Linked DNA regions of Homo sapiens: region 1 is linked to region 2. A link is an interaction called in ENCODE POLR2A ChIA-PET data of the cell type or tissue named here. Cell type or tissue: GM12878. All regions are shown on one strand.

The links. ChIA-PET counts read pairs that join two places held together with the same protein. Peaks named below come from ENCODE experiments on the same cell type or tissue, not always from the same donor. Only the 100,000 strongest peaks of a DNase experiment are listed, where the experiment ranks them.
Region 1: POLR2A ChIA-PET joins it to region 2 with 5 read pairs; 2 of 35 experiments call an interaction of 5 or more read pairs at or near these places.

The regions. Positions count from the first base shown.
Region 1 is chrX:70,377,174-70,381,173 of GRCh38, forward strand. The region is part of intron 18 of KIF4A (kinesin family member 4A); the gene reads left to right. Among named protein-coding and RNA genes, the nearest start is that of GDPD2, 44 kb to the right of the region's middle. In GM12878, no CTCF peak of the experiment used is centred here; no DNase peak of the experiment used is centred here.
Region 2 is chrX:71,539,507-71,543,506 of GRCh38, forward strand. All of the region lies in intron 3 of OGT (O-linked N-acetylglucosamine (GlcNAc) transferase), which reads left to right. Among named protein-coding and RNA genes, the nearest start is that of OGT, 8.4 kb to the left of the region's middle. In GM12878, no CTCF peak of the experiment used is centred here; a DNase peak (open chromatin) is centred at 1,804; H3K4me3 peaks cover 1,013 bases; H3K27ac peaks cover 1,342 bases.

The sequences.
Region 1 (4,000 bases), 1.2 Mb before region 2:
GCAATCCTCCCACCTCAGCCTCCTGAGTAGCTAGAACTACAGCTGTACACCATCACACCTGGCAAATTTTTTATTTTTTGTAGAGATGGAATCTCACTATGTTGCCCAGACTGGTCTCGAACTCCTGGGCTCAAGCAGTCCTCTCACCTCGGCCTGCTAAAGTGCTGGTATTACAGGCATGAGCCACTGAACCCAGCCCCTACTTTAATAATGGATAGAACAATAGGCACAAGATCAGCAAGGATATTGAAGACTTCAACAATATAATACCTAGCATTTTCATATCTACATTCATAAGAGATATTGGTCTATAAGTTTATGTAATATGCTAGATTACACACTATACCTAACAGAATCTATAGACTACGCCAACCAACAACAGCAGGATATACAGTCTTCCTAGGTGCACATGAAACATTCTCCAGGATAGACCATATGCTAGACCTTTTATGCCTCAATAAATTTAAAAGTATTGAAACAGGCCATGCATGGTGGCTCACTCCTGTAATCCCAACACTTTGGGAGGCCAAGGTGGGCAGATCACCTGATGTCAGGAGTTCAAGACCAGTCTGGCCAACATGATGAAACACCGTGTCTATTAAAAATACAAAAATTAGCCGGGCATGGTGGCACATCTGTGATCTCCAGTATTCAGGAGGCTGAGGCAGGAGAATTGCTTGAACTTGGGAGATGGAGGTTGCAGTGAGCTGAGATCGTGCCACTGCACTCCAGCCTGTGCAACAGAGCAAGACTCCGTCTCAAAGAAAAAGTATTGAAAATAATACAAAATCTGTTCTCTAACCACAATGGAATGAAATTAAAAATCAGTAACAAAAATAAATTTAGGAAATTCACAAATATGAAGAAATTAACATAATCCTAAATAAATAATGGGTCTAAAAGGAAGTCATAGGGAAATTAAAAAATACTTTGAGATTAATAAAAACAAAGATACAACATACCAAAACTTATGAGATACAGCTAAAACAGTGTTTGGAGGGAATTTTATAGTTGTAAATGCCTATATTAAAAAATGCAGAAAGGCTCCTGTAGCCCCAGCTACTTGGGAGGCTGAGGTGGAAGGATCACTTGACCCCAGGAGTTCAAGACCAGCCTGGGCAAAATTGTGAGACTGCATCTCAGTTTTTTTTAATTGAAGAAAGATCTTAAACCAATAACCTAGCCTTCTACTTTAAAACACTGAAAAAAAGAGAGCAAACTAAACCCAAAGCTAGTAGATGAAAGGAAACATTAAAAGATTAGAGTAGAAATAGGCTGGGCGCGGTGGCTCAAGCCTGAAATCCCAGCATTTTGGGAGGCCAAGGTGAGCAGATCACCTGAGGTCGGGAGTTCGAGACCAGCCTGAGTAACATGGAGAAACCCTCTCTCTACCAAAAATACAAAATTAGCTGGGCATGGTGGTGCATGCCTGTAGTCCCAGCTACTTGGGAGGCTGAGGCAGGAGAATCGCTTGAACCCGGGAGGTGGAGGTTGCAGTGAGCCGAGATCGCACCATTGCACTCCAGCCTGGGCAACAAAAGCGAAACTGTCTCAAAAAAAAAAAAGGATTAAAGTAGAAATTAATGAAATATGAAATAGAAAAAAACGGGGAAAATCATTGAAACCAAAAGTTGGTTTTTTGAAATGATCAACAAATACTGACAAACCTTCAGATAGCCTTAATAAGAAAAAAAAAGAGGCCAGGCGCGGTGGCTCACACCTGTAGTAATCCCAGCACTTTGGGAGGCTGAGGCAGGCAGATCACAAGGTCAGGAGATCGAGACCATCCTGGCTAACACGGTGAAACCCCATCTCTACTAAAAATACAAACAAAAAAAAATTAGCCAGGTGTAGTGGTGGGTGCCTGTAGTCCCAGCTACTCAGGAGTTTGAGGGAGGAGAATGGTGTGAACCCGGAAGGCGGAGCTTGCAGTGAGCAGAGATCGCACCACTGCACTCCAGCCTGGGCAACAGAGCGAGACTCCATCTCAAAAAAAAAAGAAAAGAAAAAAGAAAAAAAAGAAAGAAAATTTAAATTACTAAAGTTAGGAATGAAAGAGGGAATATCACTACTAGTCTTGCCGGAAGGAAAGGATTATAAGGAATTACTATTAACAACTGTATGCCAACAAATTAGATAGCCTAGATTAAGTAGACAAATGCCTGGAAAGACAAAAACTACCAAAACTGACTCAAGAAGAAATAGAAAATCTGTATAGACCCATGACAAGAAGTTAAATTAGTAGTTTAAAAACTTCCCACAAAGAAAATTCCAGGCACAGATGGCTTCACTGGTGAGTTCTATCAAACATTTTAAGAAAAAATACCCATTTCTTGGCCAGGTGCTGTGGCTCATGCCTGTAATCCCAGCACTTTTGGAGGCCGAGGCAGGCAGATCACCTGAGGTCAGGAATTCGAGACCAGCCTGGCCAACATGGTGAAACCCTGTCTCTACTAAAAGTACAAAAATTATTTGGGTGTGGTGACACACACTTGTAATCCCAGCTACTTGGGAGGCTGAGACACAAGAATTGCTTGAACCCAGGTGGCGAAGGTTGCAGTGAGCCAAGATCACACCGCTGCACTCCAGCCTGGGCGATAGAGTGAGATTCTGTCTCAGAAAAAAAAAAAAAAAAGACAGAAATACCCATTTCTCAGAAACTCTTCTGAAAACTAGAAGCAGTGGAAACACTTCCCAACTCATTCCATGAGGTTTGTGTTCCCTGATACCAAAACCAAAGACATCACAAGAAAAGAATACTACAGACCAATATATCTTAATATAGGCATGAAAATCCTCAACAAAATTCTAGCAAACTAAATCCATCAACATTTAAAAAGGATGATAGGCTGGGCGTGGTGACTCACACCTGTAATCTCAGCACTTTGGAAAGCCGAGATGGGCAGATCACTTGAGGTCAGAAGTTTTGAGACCAGCCTGGCCAACATGGCGAAACCCTGTCTCTACTGAAAATACAAAAAAAAATTAGCTGAGCATGGTGGCATGTGCCTGTAATCCCAGCTACTTGGGAGGCTGAGGCACGAGAATTGCTTGAACCCAAGAGGAAGAGGCTGCAGTGAGCCAAGACCGTGCCACTGCACTCCAGCCTGGGCAACAGAGTGAGACACTGTCTCAAAAAAAAAAAGGATGATACACTTATGACCAAGTGAAGTCCATCTGAAAAATGCAAAGTTTGTTTAATATATGGAAATCAATTTATGTTATATACTGTATCAGTAGGAAAAAGGACAAGAACCACATGATCATCTCAATAGACACAGAAAAAGCATTTGACAAAAATCTAACACTCATGATAAAAACACTCAAGAAACTAGGAATAGAAGAGAACTTCCTCAGCGTAATAAAGGGCGTGTATGAAAAACCCACAGCTAACATCATACTTAATGGTGAAAAAGAGCATACTTTTCCCCTAAGATCAAGAACAAGACAAGGATGTCCACTCTTGCCATATCTATTCAACATTGTCCTGGAGGTTCTAACCAGGAAGTTTAGGGAAGAAAAATATATAAATGGCATCTAAACTGGAAAAGGTGAAGCAAGACTATCTCTGTTTATAGATGACATGATCTTGTATATAGAAAATCCTAGAGAATCCACTAAAAGTCTATTAGAATTAATATATGAGTTCACCAAGGTTGCAGAATATAAGATCAATATAAGAAAATAAGTTGTGATCTGGCACAGTGGCTCAAGCCTGTAATCCTAGCACTTTGGGAGGCCAAGGCAGGCATATCACTTGAGGCCAGGAGTTCGAGACCAGCCTGGCCAACACGGTGAAACCCCGTCTCTACTAAAAATACAAACATTAGCCAGGCATGGTAGCACATGCCTGTAGTCCCAACTACTTGAGAGGCTGAGGCACGAGAATCATTTGAACCCAGGAGGCAGAGGTTTCAGTGAGCTGAGATCAGGCCACTGCACTTCAGCCTGGGCTACAGAGCAAGACTCTGTCTCAAAAACAAACAAACAAAAAAAACAA
Region 2 (4,000 bases):
TTGAATGGATACAGTGAATACCTCCAGTTAGCACTCTTGGAGGTAGCAAATGAAACTAATTTCTTGTCTATCTTTTCTGAGACACTCAGTGTATATATATGTACATTTGAGTGACTTTTTGTAAGTTTTATTGCAATACTAATCTAGCTAGTTACCCACATAAAGTTTTAGGGAGCCTGGTATGTACTGCCACTGGGCCTTGGACCCCATTTTTCCCAGGGCTCAGGGCTCACCTCTGTACCCAGTTGTCACAGTAAGTTCTTTACCTTTATTAATCAGGTTGATTCTACTCTTATTGATAGTGTACCCTCTTACACAGCTGTGGTTCTTGCCATCTTTAACTCTAATGCCCTTGGCTCAGGTTTCCAGTTGCCTATGTGTGTAGCAGAGCAGTCATTGCTACTGATAGTGTACCCAAGCAGTAGGACTATGCTGAGAAGGAAAACTAAAGTGAGAGATGGAACCTTGCTATTTAATATCTAACCTGCTGTTAGCAGGAAGCTTATTGTTGTACCCTACCAAGGAAGTGAGATAGTACTAAAATAAATCATGGGATTACCTCTTGAATGCATTGAATGGCCATGTGTTGTCATCTGGTTCTATGTTTCTTCTAGTGGAAGGTGCTGCTTTACTTATTTATTACTGTTTTTACCAATAAGAATGAAAATGGGATTGTGCAAGTTCCCTTGATTTCAACTAAACATGCCATAGTGATCATATTTTAATTTATTTCAGGATATCTAAAGTCTTAACTAGATTTAAACTTACTGTCAAATGCCCGTTGTCAGTTCAGTACTGGTAGAACCTTGCGTCTGTTCCTTATGTTCTTGTTGACAGTGCTTAAATGCATCATTAGTACATTGTGTACCTGAATCATAGATGTAGTTGGCATTCTATGAAAAATGGTTAAAGAAACTCAGGTTATTTTGGTTTTGCAGCAGTGAAAGAGTAGAATGTTAAGGTGGTATCTTTGGTAACCTTGGTAACTGTTTTCAACAGTGTTTATCTTTTTAAGTTAATAGATATGTCAATTTAGAAGTTGTTCTCTGTGACTTGATTATAGAAATTATCTTTGAGACAGCTATCTCATTTTTTTCATTCTGAATTATCTTCTATAATTATAATGTTGGGTGTTTTCATAATTTTGGTAAGATTTTAGTCTGTCATTTTTTTTTTTTTTTTGGAGACGGAGTTTTGCCCTTGTCACCCAGGCTGGAGTGCAGTGGCGCGATCTCGGCTCACTGCAACCTCTGCCTCCTGGGTTCAAACGATTCTTCTGCCTCAGCCTCCGAAGTAGCTGGGATCACAGGTGCCCACCACCATGCCTGGCTAATTTTTTGTATTTTTACAAAAACAGGCTTTCACCATGTTGGCCAGGCTTGTCTTGAACTCCTGGCCTCAACAGATCCGCCTGCTTCAGCCTCCCAAAGTGCTGGGATTACAGGCGTGAACCACTGTGCCTGGCAGTCTGTTGTATTTGAAGGTGTTATTGCAGATAGCACCTTGCAGTGACAGCACATGTTCTTTGACATGGTGACTCACTAGAGTTGCCTATACCTGGCAATTCCTTTTGCAAATTATGTATAAAATTGTCCTTTCTGTAACGGCTATAACCCTGAGTTGTTTTAAACAGGTCTGTTTCTGAATCTATAGGTTGTTGAATTGTTGCTTGTGCTTTGATTGTGGATGCACAGAATGGAGAGCTGCTGGCATCCTGGCCATCATGTGTGTTCCTGTCATGTTATTTGTTACTTGTTACTGCTGAGCCTCTCTTATACAGCTGCACTGTAGAAAACCATATATTTCGATTCTTCTCTGTTCTGCTTTCTGTTGTATATTTCGATTCTTCTCTGTTCTGCTTTTTGTTAAGGTTGCTGTGCAAATGTCACATTTAAATATGTGAGTGCTTATTGTGCATACAATGCTTTGTTAGGAAATGGGGAGATGTGTTGTGGGGGAAGTTGCGGGTTATAATATAAGACAGGACCTGACCCGTAAAGGAAAAAATGGTGTAAGTTCCTTGGATGATAATTGTTGGAGAGTATTAATCAGAAGATTTCCTCGAGTGGGTGCTTATGACCTAAGCATTCTGTAGGAAGGTAAATAGCAAGTAGACTTCCTTGGCTGAAGTGGTGAGTCAAGTAGTAACAAGAAGTGAATGTAGTAGAGGAGAGTCAATTGGAAGATTTATAAAGAATAGAGAGGCTGAGGAGTTTGAATTTAATTTGAGAGGCAATTGAGAATTACTGTAGGTTTTTATCGACCTGATTTTACTTCATATGTATGTACGTGTCTAGATGTTGTGGCTGGTGGGGGTGGGAGGCTCTAGGAGGAAAGGCAGGAAACTGATGCAATCTTAGGAGAAATAGTTCTACAGGAAAATCTTGCTCATTTCTATCTCCTTTTATTCTCACGATTTTCCCTTGTATACAGTGCCCTCCTCCTTTGTCTATTAAAACCCTACTCATCCTTCAAGGCCCAGCTTAAACTTCTCTTATGAGCTCATCATCTAGTTCTCTTAAAATTCTTTACTACTGAGTGGGCATTTAGTGTGTGCCTTGTCTTTTCACATAGATTGTAAGCCCCTTGATGATAAGGATTCTATATCTTTTCCCTATAGTTCCAGGCATGTTATTGAATTGAGTAACAGTTTGCCTGAAATGTATTAACCTGGGATGGATAAAATGGGCTAGTTTTGAGAAATATAATTGTCAAAAACATTTTGATTTGACAGATGAAGCAGAAGTGATGTCTTGGGTTTTGAACTTTTGGGAGAATGGTGGTGCCCGTGCGTTTTCTAGAAATTAGCTGTTCATGCACATAGGTTTGGATCCCCAAACAGGAGAATTGGATTTCACCGTTACATTTAATATGATGTTTTAGCTTTTCCTAAAACTGCCTTATTGATTATCTTATAGTAATCTTGAAGATAATGTATTTTTAACTATGAGCATTGTGTTAACTTGATATAGTATACTGTAATGGATCTAGATGATAACAAAATATAGATATGCTGTCAGGACTTAAGTGGCATCCATCCAAGAGTTCATAGAAACTAGAGGGTAATAAAATTACGCAACAGCTGGCTACTATGTATGGCCATTACAGTCATTGTTGGAGAATTATTGCAAGACTTCTGATTATTATGACTTAGAAAAGGCATAGGAATTGGTAAAAGTCCAAACATGTATAACCACAATTATCAAGTAGTAGAAGGAGCTTGTATGCATGGATTGGATTATGCAGTCATGGTCTGCCAAAACAGGGGTAACCCTTTCAGTTTAGAAAAAAACATAACCATACAAAGTAGATAGCAAGATTATATAATTCATTACTTCTGAGAGTATAGTGTTAAAAAGTGCTCAGGCTAATTAGAGGAGAAGTCAAATAAGATTAATGGTACCTTTGATGTTTTGAGGATTAGTATTAGCCTTTTGTGCTTGAAGTGATGGGAGACAACCTTACTCTCTAGAACATCAGTCATTGCTTGAAGGACAGTATTGAGTCAGGGAGATGATGGAACTGACCCAGTATGGCTGACCGTAAGATTGTTGTGTGGCAGCCTGTACTTTGTTGGCAGACTTTTTGGTTCACCTGATGGATGATACTATACAACCACAAAAGCTGTTTATCAGTAGAATTAAGTGATTTTGGAAACCATAATATAGTTCCAGAGCAAATCATATATATGATGATTTTTCGGCACAGTTGACAAAATTTCACTTTCTAGGACTTAAGTCTCTTTCACCCATGGAACAGTTTGGAATAATAAGCATACTTCCTGTTGTCATTGTTTCTGCCTGTTGACTGGTAGATGTGACTGACAATGGCAAAATAGGGCAAATAAAAATTTAAGCTCACTGTTGTGATGAGTGTCTCATCCAGATGAATGGACTGATGAGTCAGATGACTAGCAGCACAATTGAGCTGCTAATAAAAAGCAGAGTCAACTGCTTTTCATTATTCACCCACTCAACTCTAATGGCACTTAATACTAATG